Regions from separate parts of the Mus musculus genome. Here region 1 is linked to region 2. A link is a loop called in an ENCODE intact Hi-C map of the cell type or tissue named here. Cell type or tissue: heart. All regions are shown on one strand.

The links. Peaks named below come from ENCODE experiments on the same cell type or tissue, not always from the same donor. Only the 100,000 strongest peaks of a DNase experiment are listed, where the experiment ranks them.
Region 1: a loop joins it to region 2, with 7 times the contacts of the local background. A loop is called at or near these places in 34 of 42 quality-filtered maps.

The regions. Positions count from the first base shown.
Region 1 is chr4:129,203,934-129,211,933 of GRCm38, forward strand. Yars (tyrosyl-tRNA synthetase) reads left to right here. Exons shown (of 13, transcript NM_134151.5): 5 at 2,196-2,276; 6 at 4,008-4,100; 7 at 5,719-5,854; 8 at 6,560-6,645. Among named protein-coding and RNA genes, the nearest start is that of Yars, 18 kb to the left of the region's middle. In heart, a CTCF peak has its summit at 5,687; a DNase peak (open chromatin) is centred at 7,755.
Region 2 is chr4:129,273,642-129,281,641 of GRCm38, forward strand. It overlaps Gm12976 (a long non-coding RNA gene), which reads left to right. Exons shown (of 3, transcript XR_868184.3): 2 at 2,014-3,249. Among named protein-coding and RNA genes, the nearest start is that of Sync, 10 kb to the right of the region's middle. In heart, no CTCF peak of the experiment used is centred here; a DNase peak (open chromatin) is centred at 3,010; H3K27me3 peaks cover 1,308 bases.

The sequences.
Region 1 (8,000 bases), 70 kb before region 2:
TTGGGTCATGGGTGTTTTCACCTAGACTCTTACAACAGCCTGTTAGTGCTGTTGTAAGCCTCTCTGTCTCTAGCCTACACAGGCCTCCAGTCCGTGCCCTGCTCTGTCTGTAACTGGTATCTTTCTTCAGTGCTGGTCACATGTTTCCTTAAAACTGTCCAGTGGTAAGGTAGTACTAACTAAGGCATTCAGGCAGTACTAATATGACACTCATGGTCTTACCAACTTTTCTTTTTTTTTTTTTTTTTTGGTTTTATTGAGACAGGGTTTCTCTGTGTAGCCCTGGCTGTCCTGGATCTCACTCTGTAGACCAGGCTGGCCTCGAACTCAGAAATCCACCTGCTTCTGCCTCCCAAGTGCTGGGATTAAAGGCATGCGCCACCACTGCCTGGCCCAACTTTTTTTCTTTTTATTATTTATTTATTTATTTTGGACAAGTTCTCACTTTATGGCCTTGACTGGACTAGAACTCATTATGTGAAGGGGGCTGGCTTTGAATTCCTACCTCTGCCCTCGGTGCTAGAATTAAAGGTGTATACCACCTCCTCCAGCTACTTTAATTTTTGAGACAGTCTTTGTAGCTCTCTCTGGATTAGAACCCACTAAGTAGAGTAGGCTGGCCTTGAACTCATGGGAATCTGCCTGCTTCTGCCTTGGCAGGACTGAGGCTGCAGTCAGTCACAACCATCAGACCTGGCCCTCGCCTCCTTGCCTAACCTCTCCACTCAGCAGCACCACGTCGCTGGAAGTCGGCTTCTCCTGACTGAGTCACTTACGTTTCCTAAACACTTCACACTCTCTGCCTTCTCACTCTGTCTCCTGTTTGTAGTCGAAAACCTCAAGTCCAACCCACAGTCTGGTTCTAGGAAGACTTTCCCACACCCAGCTGACTAGACTACGGGTATTGGCCCGGTTCCTAACATGAGCATGTAGTCAGCCCTTAAATGCTGGGCTGAAATGATCTGTTTGCGTGTCTCTCCCCAAGTAGATAATTGAGCTTGCAGGGAGGAAGCGGGTCTGATTCATCCCTGAATCCACAGGGCTGGCACCAGGCCTGGCAAGTGTTCAGTTAGTGCTCCTAGTTTACTGGTTTGGTTTTTGGGGTTTTGTTTTATTTCGGTTTTGGTATTGGGGAAATGGGGGCAATTGGTCTGCAGCTCACTGTATAGCAATAGATTGCTCTAAACCTCATAGCAGTCTCTGTTCCAGCCTCTCAATTGCTGGAATTATAGGCATGAGCGCTATGTGCAGTTCAGTATTGCCCTCCCCATGCCTCCAAAGTATCAAGGAAACTATTAAAAAACAAAGCAATAAGCCGGGCGTGGTGGCGTACGCCTTTAATCCTAGCACTTGGGAGGCAGAGGCAGGTGGATTTCTGAGTTCGAGGCCAGCCTGGTCTACAGAGTGAGTTCCAGGACAGCCAGGGATACACAGAGAAACCCTGTCTCATAAAACCAAAAAAAAAAAAAAAAAAAACAAAGCAATAGAAAAGACCTGAATCTCAGCCAGCAAGATGGCTTGGACAGTTAAGGCACTTGCCACCTAGCCTGCTGCCCTGACTTCCATCTCCTAAGACCCACGTAGTGAAAAGAGAGAATCAGTTCTTGTACATTGCAGAAGAGCTCTGGGCCTCCTGGGTAAAGAACCTGCTTTACAAACTCTTAGCTAAGTAGTCATAAGCATTTTTATTGGGGGTTTGGTGTCCATGACTGAACCCGGGACCTTATGCAAGGTAAGCATATGTGCTTACTACACACACACCCAACTTTGAGGGCCTTTTTTTCCCTAGAGTGTCTTATTGTGTTGTCCAGGTTGGTCTTGAACTCATGACCTCAGTAAAACCTCCTGCTTCTACCTCCCAAGTACTCATAGTGACTGGCTGGCTGGCAGGCTGGCAGGAGTCACTGCTCCATGGCATCTTCAATGTGACATGCCTTATTCAGTGGGAGACCTTCGACATCACTTCCTCCCGCACTGAATTAGACTCTGAGCATCCTGAAAGCAGAGCCTACTCCATGTGCAGTAATGATCGCACATGAACTCCACAGCTGTTTCTGAGCCACCAGGGAGGCTCTGTGTTGCTTGTTTCTCTCCTGGCTCCACCCTATGAGAACTCATGTGATTCAAAATTTTGTGGCTCAGACCCATGGGGGACCAAGACCATAGGTGTTCACACCCTGTGTTTCTTCCCACAGGCTTTGGATGAAGAGTACTTAAAAGTAGACGCCCAGTTCGGCGGTGTTGATCAGAGGAAGATTTTTACCTTTGCAGAGAAGGTGAGTGTCCACTCCTCATTCACACCTCTGAGGTGTACAGCTGACATTGACTCAACTATAGTATGGTCACACTGGTCCTCAGTGCGCTGGATGGTGGCTGTCCTTGCTCTGCAGATGAGAAAACAATGTCCATGCTAACCAGGTGTGGCTGAGCCCACTCTGTCTGCCTCAGCAGCCCACACACTCTTGGTACCGACCCGCAGGAAGCTGCGCTGCTGGATTCGGTTCCATCCTGTTGCTACCAGTCAGGAGGACTATTCTCTCCTCCAGCTTTTGATTTGCACTGCCCTGAGTTTTGTAGAATCTGCTGGTCCGGGAAATGAAGCTCACCAGGGTTTCGGAGGAAGTCGGCACAAGCACCTAGTTCTTTGCCTGGAAAGAGCTTGAGTACATTGAGAAGGCTGTTGGTGTGGTTTTGGGTTTCAGATCTTTTTTTTTCTTATTCTTAATGATTATGGGTATTTCATTTGCATATATGTCTATGTACCAGAAGACGGTGTCAGGTCTCTTGGGCCTGAAGTCACGGGGGCTTCTGAGCATCTGAACCTAGGTCTTCTAGAAGAGCAACCAGTGGTGTTAACCACTGAGCCATCTCTCCAGCCTCTGTAGTTGGTAATTTTTCAAAGCTTCTTGAAACCTGACTTGGGCAAGGTGTAAAGAAAACAACTCAAGCAGAAATATAAATTCCTAGGATGCTTTCACAACTCTCAGATGTTCCTGTCCTTGGACCTAAATCTGCTCCGGTAAACATGACCTAAGAGAGCAAGAACAAGTAAATAAAGCTTGAGCCACGCGAGCGAGTGCTCACTGCGTTATAAGGCAAATATTTAGAGATAAGCATATCCAGTGGTAGAGACAGGGGCGTCCTGAGGGCTGAGGAGGCTTCAGTGGGTAAAGTGCTTGCTTTGCAATCAGGGGACAGTGAGTCTGAATCACCACCTATCACTTAAACGCCTGCTCTGAGGCGTGTGCCCACAGTGACAGTCTAGCAGAGGCAAAGACCCACGGATGCTGGGGCTCACTAGCCAGCCAGTGCAGTCAAAACATGGAGCTCCAGGTCAGGGCGAAACACTGTCTCAAAACAAATACAGTGGGAAAGCAATTGAAAAACGACATCCAATGTCAGTCCCTGGCCTCGTACTCACCCGGGCACGTGCACCCTCATATAAGCATGCGCATGCATGCACATGCACACACACTATATTGAAATAGTTTTCAGATTTATTTAATGAAGTGTGTACAGTGTCTCTTGGGTAGGGTGACACCATTTAGGTTTTTTGGGGGGAAAAAGAGTTAAAGTGGGTTGCTACTATATAACCGTAGATGGCTAGAACTTCCTATCAAGTTCAGTTTGCCTTATAATTATAGATTCTCCTGCCTCTGCCTACACCTTCCCAGTGCTGGGATTAAAGGCAGATGTCACCATACCTGGCATAGCAGGTTGGCTTTTCTGACACAGGACTTCTTGTAGCCTAGGTTAGCCTCTAATTTGCTGTGTAACCAAGGATGCCCTTGAGCATCTAATTGCTTCTACCTCCCAAAAACTGGGGTTACAGACCCCGTGCCCAGGTATGAGGTCCTAGGGGTCAAGCCCAGCACTTTGAACATGCTAGGCAAGCGCCTGCCAGCTGAGCTATGTTTCCAGCCCTTTAGCTTTATCTTTGAGACAGCGTCTCACCCCTGGCTAGCTTATATTTAGTGCTTTATTTTTTATTGTGTTTTTCATTCTAGTATCTTCCTGCACTTGGCTACTCAAAACGGGTCCACCTGATGAATCCCATGGTCCCTGGGTTAACTGGGAGCAAAATGAGCTCGTCAGAAGAGGTAAATTGCTAACCATTTCTTTACACTTTTCATTTATTTATTTTGTGTGTGTCTGTATGTGTGTATGCGTGCATGCCTGTGTGCCTGCATCTATAAGTTCTTTTCCCAGTGAGGCACTTCACCAGGCCAAAGATGGTGCTGCTCCCTTCCCATTCATTTGGTCTTGGGCATTGAACTGGAGGCCTCTCCCGTGTGAGGCAAGCATACATCCACAGCTGCATCCTCAGACATTGACCTGTGTGTATGTGTGGATCCACACCTGCGGTGGCCCATGTGTCTAGGTCAAAGGACTACTTAGGGAAGCTGGTTCTCTGCCATGAGGGGACCAGGGATTGAACTCAAGGCATCAGGCACTTGGACCCACTGAGCCATCTTGCTGGCCCCTCCACACACACAACTGTTTCTTGAATCTAGAAGACGCCAGCAAAAGATGGATTGAAGACTGCAAAGAACAGTAACCTAGCCAGCTGGAGAGTCCAAATGGCTGTGCTGTAAGGATGACCTTATGTCACTCAGCACATCAGCAGCCAGGCAGCAGCCATCTTGTCACCGGTGCTGCTGCTGACCAGAACGAGCGCATTTCTTTCTTCCTGGGGCTGTGATAAAGTTCGGCCCTACTGTGCTGGGCTTGGTGATACTGTACTCTCAGCACTCTGGAGACTGGGGCAGGGATATGGACACTATAAGTCAGCCTTGGTGGCACCTTTACCTGCTTAGCCATCTCACCAGTCCTGGCTTCAAACTGTTAATGAGTGTTGTGCCACCTCACATAACTAAAATCTTTATTTAAAAATTTTGTGTTCGGGATTTAGCTCAGTGGTAGAGCGCTTACCTAGCAAGCGCAAGGCCCTGGGTTCGGTCCTCAACTCTGGGGAAAAATAAATAAATAAATTTTGTTTTGCTGAGCAGTGGTAGCACACACTACACACTTGGGGGGTAGAGCAGATCTCTGAGTTTAGGCCAGCCTGGTCTACAGAGTGAGTTCCAGGACAGCCAGGGCTGCACAGAGAAACCCTGTCTCAAACAAACAAACAAATAAACACCATTTTAAGAATTTATATGAAACTAAAGAGATAGTTCAGTGGTTAGGAGCACACATTCTTGTAGAGGACCCAGGTTCAGTTCCCAGCACCGACAACAGGTGGCTCAAGACCACTTGCCATTCCAGTTTCAGGGGAGCCACCATCTTCTGGTCCTATAGTCCCCTGCATACATGTGTACACATACATACACTCAGGATGGGTGGGTGGGTGGGTGGGTAGGTAGGACATACACATAGTTTAGTTGGTAGTGTGCTCACCCAGCATGCATGAAGCCCTGGGATTAACTCAGCACTGCATGAAGCAGGCCTAACAGTACCTACCTGCATGTCTAACACTGGAGAGGTAAAGACGGGAAGATCAGTTCACGAACATCCGTAGCAGGTTTGACATCAATCTGGGTTACGTGCAGTCCTAGCTCAAAAGAAGAGAAAAGGTGTATAATCCATCAAGGAAAAAATGGATAGATTAGACTTCATTAAAGTAAACTTTTAAAAATTATATACTGTGTGTGTTAATATTAGTTGAGTGTGTTCTCATTTTCTACCACAAGAGGTCTCTTCCCTCCTGACTTCTAGGAGTCCAAAATCGACCTCCTTGATCGGAAGGAGGACGTGAAGAAAAAGCTGAAGAAGGCCTTCTGTGAGCCCGGCAATGTGGAGAACAACGGGGTTCTGTCCTTCATCAAGCATGTCCTCTTTCCCCTCAAGTCTGGTAAGAGTCTCCCCCCACGTGGTGCTTAGGGGCGGGGCTCAAAGATCCAGGTCCTGCTGTGACTGTACTTAAAATTGTCATAGGTTCTTCCTGCAGGGACTGGCTGCCCTGGTTTCATATACAAAATGTGTGCTGTGAGACTGGGCTGTCCCTTAGTTGTGTTCACTACCAGGTGGAGTTTTAGAGGGTTGTCAGGCTGAAGAGGTGAATCCAAAATGAGACTAGAGGCAGACGTGTCAAACTAGAATACAAAAGAGTTCTAAGCAATGATTTTTTTTTTTTTTTTTTTTTTTTTTTTTTTGGCTTTTCGAGACAGGGTTTCTCTGTATAGCCCTGGCTGTCCTGGAACTCACTTTGTAGACCAGGCTGGCCTCGAACTCAGAAATCTGCCTGCCTCTGCCTCCCAAGTGCTGGGATTAAAGGCGTGCGCCACCACGCCCAGCTCCTAAGCAATGATTTTTGATGGATACACAGTGTGGCTGCTTATCTATTAGAGAACAAAAACACTCAGCTGAGAGGCCATGTTTAACATGCATCAGCCTAGGGCTAGTCCTAGCACCAAGAAATAAAAAGTCAAACGCCAGGGCTGGTGAGGTGACTCACCTGGTAAAAGTAAAAGGCATTAAATACCACACACACACACTTCTGCATTGGGTTGAGGAGTTACAACAGGCAGTTCCTGACTTGTTTGTTGCTATGTTGTAGAGTTTGTGATCCTGAGAGATGAGAAGTGGGGTGGAAACAAGACCTACACCGTTTACCTAGAGCTGGAGAAGGACTTCGCTGCTGAGGTAATGCTAGAGAAAGATGAAGACCTCTGGAGTCCGGTAGCTCTCTCCCTCTCGGCTGCCAGCCTGTGTGAACATACAGCTCTGTCTTGGTAGCCACGGAGGCTGTGTTTTGTTAATGACTTAGATGCAGAATCGAGTACTTTATTAAGTAGATGGGCGAAGAGCACACAGCTAAGTTACTGATCCGCAGTCCTCTCCAAGGGGCGATGCAATAAAGAGTGCTTCTCCGTGGCCACGCTCAGGATAGACTCACACCCAGACATGTTCATACACATAATATTTTAAAAGAAGTCTTTGAAAACAGAAGTAGTCACGTTTAGCCAGAATGTCAGTATATATTCTGTCTTGGGGTATAAGAAGAGCTGGGCTCTCTTCTCATGGCTCCAGAGGGCTAATGCAAGACAGGATTGGGGAAGAGGAGGAGAGAGACAGCTCAGTTGTTAAGAGCACTTACTGCTCTTGCAGAGAACTGGGGTTCAGTTACCAGTACCCACATTAGGCAGCTTACACTGCCTGGGACACCACCTCAAGAGACTCCAATGCCATCTTCTTGCCTTCCAAAGGCAGTAGTGTACATGTACCAGGCACACAAATATACATGTAACTTTTAAAAATTGAAAAAGATTTATATACATATATTGGATCTTTAATAAAAGGTCTTTATGTATCCCTGGCTGCCCTGGAACTCACAGAGATCTGCCTGTGTCTACCTCCTCAGTGCTGGGATTAAAAGTGGGCACACCGACCGGGAGTGGTGGCGCACGCCTTTAACCCCAGCACTCGGGAGGCAGAGGCAGGCGGATTTCTGAGTTCGAGGCCAGCCTGGTCTACAAAGTGAGTTCCAGGACAGCAAGGGCTCCACAGAGAAACTCTGCCTCGAAAAAACAAAACAAAACAAAACAAAACAGAAGGTGGGCACCACCATGAACCACCTAAGAGAAACTTTCTAATAATCTCAGTAGTTGGTGAAGGCAGCCTGACTCCCTTGACTTTGCCATCCTTTCCCTTAGAGCTCAGGGTCAGCAGCTGGAGAGCCAGCTTGGAGACAATACTGGATGTAAGTCGGTTTGAGCAGCAGCTGGAGGAGACTAATCCCTGAGGTCTGGCATGTGGCCCATTAGGGAATGTGTCAGAAACATGGCTCTGAAATCCTTCTCTGCTGTCTGAAGCAGGCCACCGTAGCACACCCCTGGAAGCAGTTCTTTGTGGGAATGCTGAGCAGAATCAGAAGGACGCTTCTGGAAAACTCTGCAGTCGCCTTTTCCCATAGCACTTGCCATAGTAGAATTTCAGTCGAGTGTGTTCAGTATTTTTGATCTTCACTCTCTGAGACAGAAGTCACTCCCTAGTGACAA
Region 2 (8,000 bases):
AAGAGTTTTTGTGCTATAGGGAGGTACACTCAGTCCCAAGGCCCCTAAACTACCACATAATAGTTGCTTTGGGATACAAGATCTGCTGGGGAGATTCACCCTCTCTTGGGGTTACCAGCTGGAGACACAATCTCCTTTCTCAGGGACCTGAGTTCCATTTCCAGCCCCCGTATCAATCAAGAGGCTCACAAACACCTGTAACTCCAGCTTCAAGGGATCCAACATCCTCTTCCTGTCTTCACAGGCGCTTACTCGTGCCCCCCCCCCCCCCCCGCGCACAAATACACACACACACCCATACACACAAATAAAAAACAAGTAATATTTAAAGGAACGAAATAGAGTTTCAGGGGTCAGCAAGTTAAAAGGCATGGCGTGAATGTGCCGGCTACGCAACCATCTCACATGGCGAGGCAGGGTGCACACGGCCCACATCACCAGCACCCAAGCTTCAAAGGCATACATCGCAGCAGTTGCAGGCAAAAATGCTCATTCCTGGGACGTGCGTGGACTGCTCCAGGCACTGGAGTAACCTAGGAGGATGCCTTGAAGCCTTTAATAGAAGACACACATGCCCTCAAGGCCATGACTGTGTAATCAGAGGGAGTTTATATTCAGCAAGAAACCTGGAGTCAGTCAAGTCATGGTGGAGTGAGCTCGTAATCCCAGCACTCGAGAGCTACAACAGGGGGATGAGGAGTTCAGGGCCATTCTGGCCGACATAATGAGACCCAATTTGTCTCTGAGAGAGACACTGTGGAGGGGCTGGACTGGCGGTTCGGGTGGTTAAGAGCACTGATTGCTGTCCCAAAGAACCAGGATTTCATTCCTAGCACCCACATGCTGTCTCACAATCACTTATAACTCTAGACCCAAGGGATTCTACAGACTCTGAGGGCGATAGATATGCAGGTATACATGCTTACATACTCATATATAAATACATACACGCTGGGCATGGTGGCTCACGCCTTTAATCCCAGCACTTGGGAGGCAGAGGCAGGCCGATTTTTGAGTTCAAAGCCAGCCTGGTCTACACAGTGAGTTCCAGGACAGCCAGGGCTACACAGAGAAACCCTGTCTTGAAAAACCAAAATAAATACATACATACATACATACATACACACACACACACATATGCAGGCAAAGGCACTCATACATACAAAATAATTTAAAATTTTTTCAAAAGTAAGAAAACAAACAAAACACATAGGGTTGATGAATAAAGGTATTTCTGCCAAGACTGACGATCTGAGTTCGAGCCCCAGATCCAACACAACAGGAGAAAATCAGCTCCCACCAGAGCACATGAATAAATTTAGGAGGCTCAGGCTGGAGAGATGGCTCAGTGGTTGACTGCTCTTCTGAAGGTCCTGAGTTCAAATCCCAGCAACTACATGGTGGCTCACAACCACTCATAATGAGATCTGATGCCTTCTTCCGGGGTGTCTGAAGACAGCTACAGTGTACTTACATATAATAAATAAATTGGCCAGGCATGGTGGCACATGCCTTTAATCCCAGCACTTGGGAGGCAGAGGCAGGAGGATTTCTGAGTTTGAGGCCAGCCTGGTCTACAAAGTGAGTTCCAGAATAGCCAGGGCTACACAGAGAAACCCTGTCTCGAAAAACCAAAAAAAAAAAAAAAAAAAAAATCTTAAAAAAAAATTTAGGAGGCTCATGACTAATACAGACACTTGGGAGGCATAGGCAGGATGACCTTGGTGAATCTGAGGGCAGCCTGGTCTACACAGAGTTCCAGGCTAGCCAGGGGTACACAGTGAGACTTTGTCTCACAAAATAAAAAAACTACAAAAACAAAGCCAGCTGTAATGGCACACACCTTTAATCCTAGTACTCAGGAGGCAGAGGCAGTCTGATCTCTGTGAGTTTGAGGCCAGCCTGGTTTGAATAGTGAGTTCTAGGATAGCCAGAGCTGCATAGTGAAAGACTGTCTCAAAAAACCATATTTTTTTGTTTTGTTTTTTGTTTTTTTTTACAACAAAAATCTAGAGGAAGTGGATGGACTCCAGCAGGAGGCAGAGCTTCAAGTGAGGAGAATGTGGGAGTGGAAGAGGGACGAAGAAACGTACAGATCATATGTGCACTGGGAACAGAGGCACCGCCGCGGCGTCTAGAGCAGCCTACGGGACTGTCAGAAGGGACACTCCAAGAAGGACAGAAGAAACTGCTGAGTTGGGGGTCTGCCTATGGTGGCCTGCCGATGTCTGTTTTAGAACTAAGCAGCTGGGTGGGAGTCCCACAGAGTCTGAGAGAAGGTCCCTGTCACCCTCACCAGGAAACGAGATTTAACTTCAGCTTTCCACTCGGGGTCCAGGTAAGAACCGCAAAGACTGCCGGGCTGTTCTCTAGGGATCCCTGTATCCCTCCTAAGCTATAGGATTGCATTCTCCATGTTAAAGCCCAGGAAATACAGTCCCAAGAGTCCAGAGACACAGGAGGGTGAGGAGGCTGGCTTTATACTCCAGTCTCCTGAGTCTAATGCCTGGCTCTTTCCCTGGCGTCCACACCCATGGCTTTCCAGTGTTCCTTTCAAACGGGTGGAGCTATTGCTATTGTGTGTTTACTTATTTATTTATTGTGGTACTGGGGATTGGACATAGGATCTCATGTATACAGAGCTACATAGCCCTCATTAATTTCTAATCATTCGTGTGTATGTGTGTGTGTGTGTGTGTGTGTGTGTGTGTGTGTGTGTGTGTGTGTGTGTTAACACAACGTCCTATGTAACCCAAGCTGGCTTCTATCTAGCTCAGCTATGGAACTAAGGATGACCTCGAACAAGTCATCTTCCTGCCTCAACCGAATGCTGGAATTGGACGCACACTATACAGCCTCTTGCATGTTAGATAAGCACTCTGCCCACTGAGTGATATCCCAGGCCTCTTTATTACTAATTACTGCTTTGATGACCAGGCTCCTCCCTCCAGGCTATTTGCACAGTCGGTTCAGAAAAGACAAGTCCGGTGCGCCCCCGCGCGGTCACTAAAGGAAACACACGTCCTGCTGTGGCAGGCGCCTGAGTGGGAAAGGTGAGGTCTGTGTGGCGTCCCCTGTAGGCTGCGCTAGACATCGCAGGCGAGTTAATCTGTGGACGCCGCGGGTGACTCGCTCACTCACCTGGTGCCTTGTTAGACAATCAGCTGAATCATGGTACACAACAGTGGGAGCAAGGAGGACAAAGGAAAGGCAGGGAATAACATCGTCTCTTGTAAACTACGAAAAGAGGTCAGTATCCCCTCTCCCCCTTTATTTCTGAGATTTTGATTGTTTGGTTTGGTTTTTTTGAGACAGGGTTTCTCTGTGTAGCCTTGGCTGTCCTGGAACTCTCTCTGTAGACCAGGCCTTCAACTCACAGAGATCTGCCTGCCTCTACCTCTCAGGCACTGAGGCTAAAGCCGTGCACCACCCAGCTGTTTTTCCATTTAACATACACATCTAACATAGAAGCAAAACCTGAGCCAGGAATGGTGGCACACGCCTTTAATCTCAGCACTCAGGAGGCAGAGGCAGGCAGATTTCTGAGTTCGAGGCCAGCCTGGTCTACAAAGTGAGTTCCAAGGACAAAAAAGAAAGAAAAAAGGAAGCAAAACCTGACCTCGAGGGAGATTAAGTGATCTATCAAGAGAGTTGTCTGGTTGGTTGCTTTGTTTGTTTGTTTTTGTTTTTGTTTTTTTTTCGAGACAGGTTTCTCTGTATCGCCCTGGCTGTCCTGGAACTCACACTGTAGACCAGGTGGCCTCGAACTCAGAAATCTGCCTGCCTCTGCCTCCCAAGTGCTGGGATCAAAGGCTTACGCCACCACCACCCAGCTCAAGAGAGTTGTCTGTAATCTGTACAGAAATCTGCCTGTGGCCATGATACAGTTCCTGGGGAGTATGCTTGAGAGAGTCGAGTCTGTGGTTCCCGCCACCCTGACCATAAGCCTCCCGGGGTCCAGGATAATGACACCTAAGTAGAAGACAGGGGTGGGGGAGGAGGTATCGGATGCTAGGTGCTATCAATCCTGCAAGTGTGACTCTTTTTTGTTTTCTTTTGTTGTTGTTGTTTTTGGTTTTGGTTTATTTTTCGAGTGTTTTTCTTTTCTTTTTTTCTTTTCTTTTTTTTCTTTCTTTCTTTTTTTTTTTTTTTTTGTTTGTTTTTTTTTGGTTTTTCGAGACAGGGTTTCTCTGTAGAGCCCTGGCTGTCCTGGAACTCACTTTGTAGACCAGGCTGGCCTCGAACTCAGAAATCTGCCTGCCTCTGCCTCCCGAGTGCTGGGATTAAAGGCGTGCGCCACCACACCCGGCTGTGTTTTCTTTTTCTAATAATTAATTTGTTTTTATTTTATGCGCATTGGTGTTTCATCTGCATGTATATCTGTGTGAGGGTGTCAGGTTCCCTGGAACTGGAGTTGCAGTGGTGAGCTACCATGTGGGTGCTGGGAATTGAACCTGGGACCTCTGGAAGAGCAAGCAAGCAGTGCTCTTAACCATTGAGCCATCTCTCCAGCCTCCAAACTTATTTTCTTATGGACAAAGGGACTTCGGCAGGCTTCACCGGTCAGGAGAGTTCTGAGGATTCGCTGTAATGATGCAGGTAAAGTGTCTACTTTGCATCCGGCATGGAGTATTGCTTAATTGTTTATCTGCATGCTGTGCACTGCTGGGGCTTGAACCCACACATGCTGGGTAAGCGCTCTGCCTGTTAGGCAAAGGCTGTGCACAGACTTACTCCTCCAGCTCCAACCACTGTTTTATTGAAAAGCTGCAGGCTAGGGATGCAACTATGAACTAATATAAGTACTGTTCTTGGTACCTGTAATGCCTGCACTTAGACGACTGAAGCAGGGGATCTCAAGTTCAAGGACAGCATGAGTTACTTAATAGGACTAGAAACATTTTAAAGTATCTATCTAACTATCTATCATCTATCTATCTATCATCTATCTATCTATCTATCTATCTATCTATCTATCTATCTATCTATCTACACAGGGATCCTCTGTGTAACCCTGGCTATGCTGGACTTCCCTCTGTAGACCAGGCTGGCTTTGAACTCACAGAGATATGCCTGCTCCTGCCTCTAGAGTACAGGGATTATTAAAGGCAGGCACCGACACTGTCCAGCTATAAAAATATGGGTTTTGTTTGTTTGTTTGCTTGAAAGATTTGTTTATTTTATGTGAGTATATTGTCACTGTCTTCAGATAAACCAGAAGAGGGCATCAGATGGTGAGCCACCATGTGGATGCTGGGAATTGAACTCAGAATCTGTGGAAGAGCAATAAGTGCTATTAACCACCTGAGCCATCTCACCAGCCCCAAAAATATGTTTTTAAAAAAGAAAAATTAGAGAATGTGCTTAGCATCTAAGAAGACTGGGTTCCATTTTCAGCTTGAAAGAAAAAAAAGAAAGAAAGATTTAAAAGTATCTATATAGGGGCTGGAGTGATGGCTCAGCAGTTAAAAACACACACTACAGGGCTGCTGAAATGGCTCAGTGGGTAAGAGCACCCGACTGCTCTTCCAAAGATCCGAAGTTCAAATCCCAGCAACCACATGGTGGCTCACAACCATCTGTAATGAGATCTGACTCCCTCTTCTGGAGTGTCTGAAGATAGCTACAGTGTATTTACATATAATAATAATAATAATAAACACATGTACACAGCTACAGTGTACTTACATATAATAATAAATAAATCTTTAACAAAAAAAAAAAAAGAAACAGGGTTTCTCTATGTAGCCTCAGCTGTCCTAGAACTTGCTTTGTAGACCAGGCTGGACTCAAACTCATAGAGATCTGCCTGCTCCTCCTGAGTGCGAGGATTAAAGGCATGTGCTATTACCATGTGCTATTACTGAGGGCTTCGAAGTTTTCAAAGATTTTTTTTTAAAAAAGATTTATTTAATTATTTCATGTATGTGAGTTCACTGTCCTTGTCTTCAGACACACCAGAAGAGGGCATCAGATCTCATTACAGATGGTTGTGAGCCACCATGTAGTTGCTGGGAATTAAACTCAGGATCTCTGGAAGAACAGTCCATGCTCTTTTTTTTTTTTTTTTTTTTTTTTTTTTTCAAGACAGGGTTTCTCTGTGTAACCCTGGCTGTCCTGGAATTCACTCTGTAGACCAGGCTATCCTCGAACTCAGAAATCCACCTGCCTCCTCTGCCTCTCTGCCTCTCTGCCTCAAGTGCTGAGATTAAAAGCATGTGCCACCACTTCCTGGCTCAAAGTTTCTAAATAGACAATGATGGCTAAAATTCTTGGGCCCATGATGAAACTCTTTTTGAGTTCATTCTCACAATAAACCTTTGCTATGAGTTGGGTTGCCCAGTTCTGTGGAGACCAGAGCCAGTGAGTGAGGTAGCTTCCCACGAGCACCCAGTGAATGCAGCACAGAGTCAGGCTCCACCTAGCCTCTCGCTTTCCAAGCCTGGATTCATATCCTGCTTCAAGACACAGTGACCCTGAGAGTCCTGGAGGGCACCTCAGACCCATTTATTTTCTTCCTCCTTGGGACAGTTTCAGGACAGTGTCACTACAGGAAAGCTGAGCAGAATGGCTTCCCCTTGGGTTAGGTGACAGGGTTTTCAGAGCAACTTCACACCACCAACTCATGACAGAGCCTCTCATCCAGTCACAACAGTCCTGTAAAGAGGGCGTTGGAGGGTGCATTTTACTCTCAGAGAGCCAGGGCCTAGGGAACATTGCTCCCATAATTATTTAGGGCAGGCTCTACAGCTTGGGGGGGGCACAGTTATTAATGTCTCCCATGCTGCTCCCGAGTGCTCCCCACTTCCTAGGTCACCTCTGTGACAACCATAGTCTCATGTCCCCCATCTTCCACAACCAAGACTGAGTAAGAATGCTCATGTCTCTCTTCCTTTTTCTTTATCTTTATTTATGTGTATATATAGGTCTTAGATACTGTTCTATTGAGACATCATGACCAAGGTGACTTACATAAATAAATAAATAAATAAATAAATAAATAAAGTTTGGTTACAGTTCCAGAGGGCTAGTCTATAACTATCTATAACCATGGAACAGTAACGGAGAACTTATGCTGAGACAACAACCACAAGGCAGAGGAAAATGACTGGGAACGGTGAGGGCTTTGGCGTTTCCTGATGTTGCCTCAAAGCCCACCTCCACTGACACACCCCTAATCCTTCCCAAATAGTTCCACCACCTGGGATCAAGCATTCGAATATGAGTCTACAGGGGCCATTCTCATTCAAACTATCATAATATATACGTCTGTGTGGTCATATGCCACCTGTGTGCTGGGAGGTGGCACACACCCTTAATCCCAGCACCCGGAAGGCAGAGGCAGGTGGAGCTCTGTGAGTTCCAGGCCAGCCTGGTCTACAGAGTGGGTTCTAAGACAGCCAGGGTTACACAGAGAAACCCTATCTTGAAACAAACAAGCAAGCAAGTCAAAGTATGCCACATGTGGGTGCCCATGGAGGGTCAAAAAAGAATGTCAGAATCCCTGCAGGTCGAGCGACAGGTGGTTGTGAAATATTTGAGCTACGTTAAGAACTGAACTCTGGGGCTGGAGAGATGGCTCAGTGGTTAAGAGCACCAACTGCTCTTCCAGAGGACCTGAGTTCAATTCCCAGCAACCACATGGTGGCTCACAAACATCTGTAATGAGATCTGATGCCCTCTTCTGGGGTGTCCGAAGACACCTAAAGTGTACTCACTATCTATCTATCTATCTATCTATCTATCTATCTATCTATCTATCTATCTATCTATCTATTTATCTATCTATCTGAAATAAATAAATAAAAATCTTTTAAAAAAAAAAGAAGAAGACGAAAGAACTAAACTCTGCCCTGTAAGAGCAGCAGGCGCTCCTAGCTGCTGAGCCATCTCTCCATCTCTTCTCCTTTCCTTTCTTCTCTTCTGTCCCTCTCTCTAGTTTTTTTTTTTTTTCTATTTGCTTGTTTTTCTAGGCAACTGCTCTACTACTGAGCTAAATC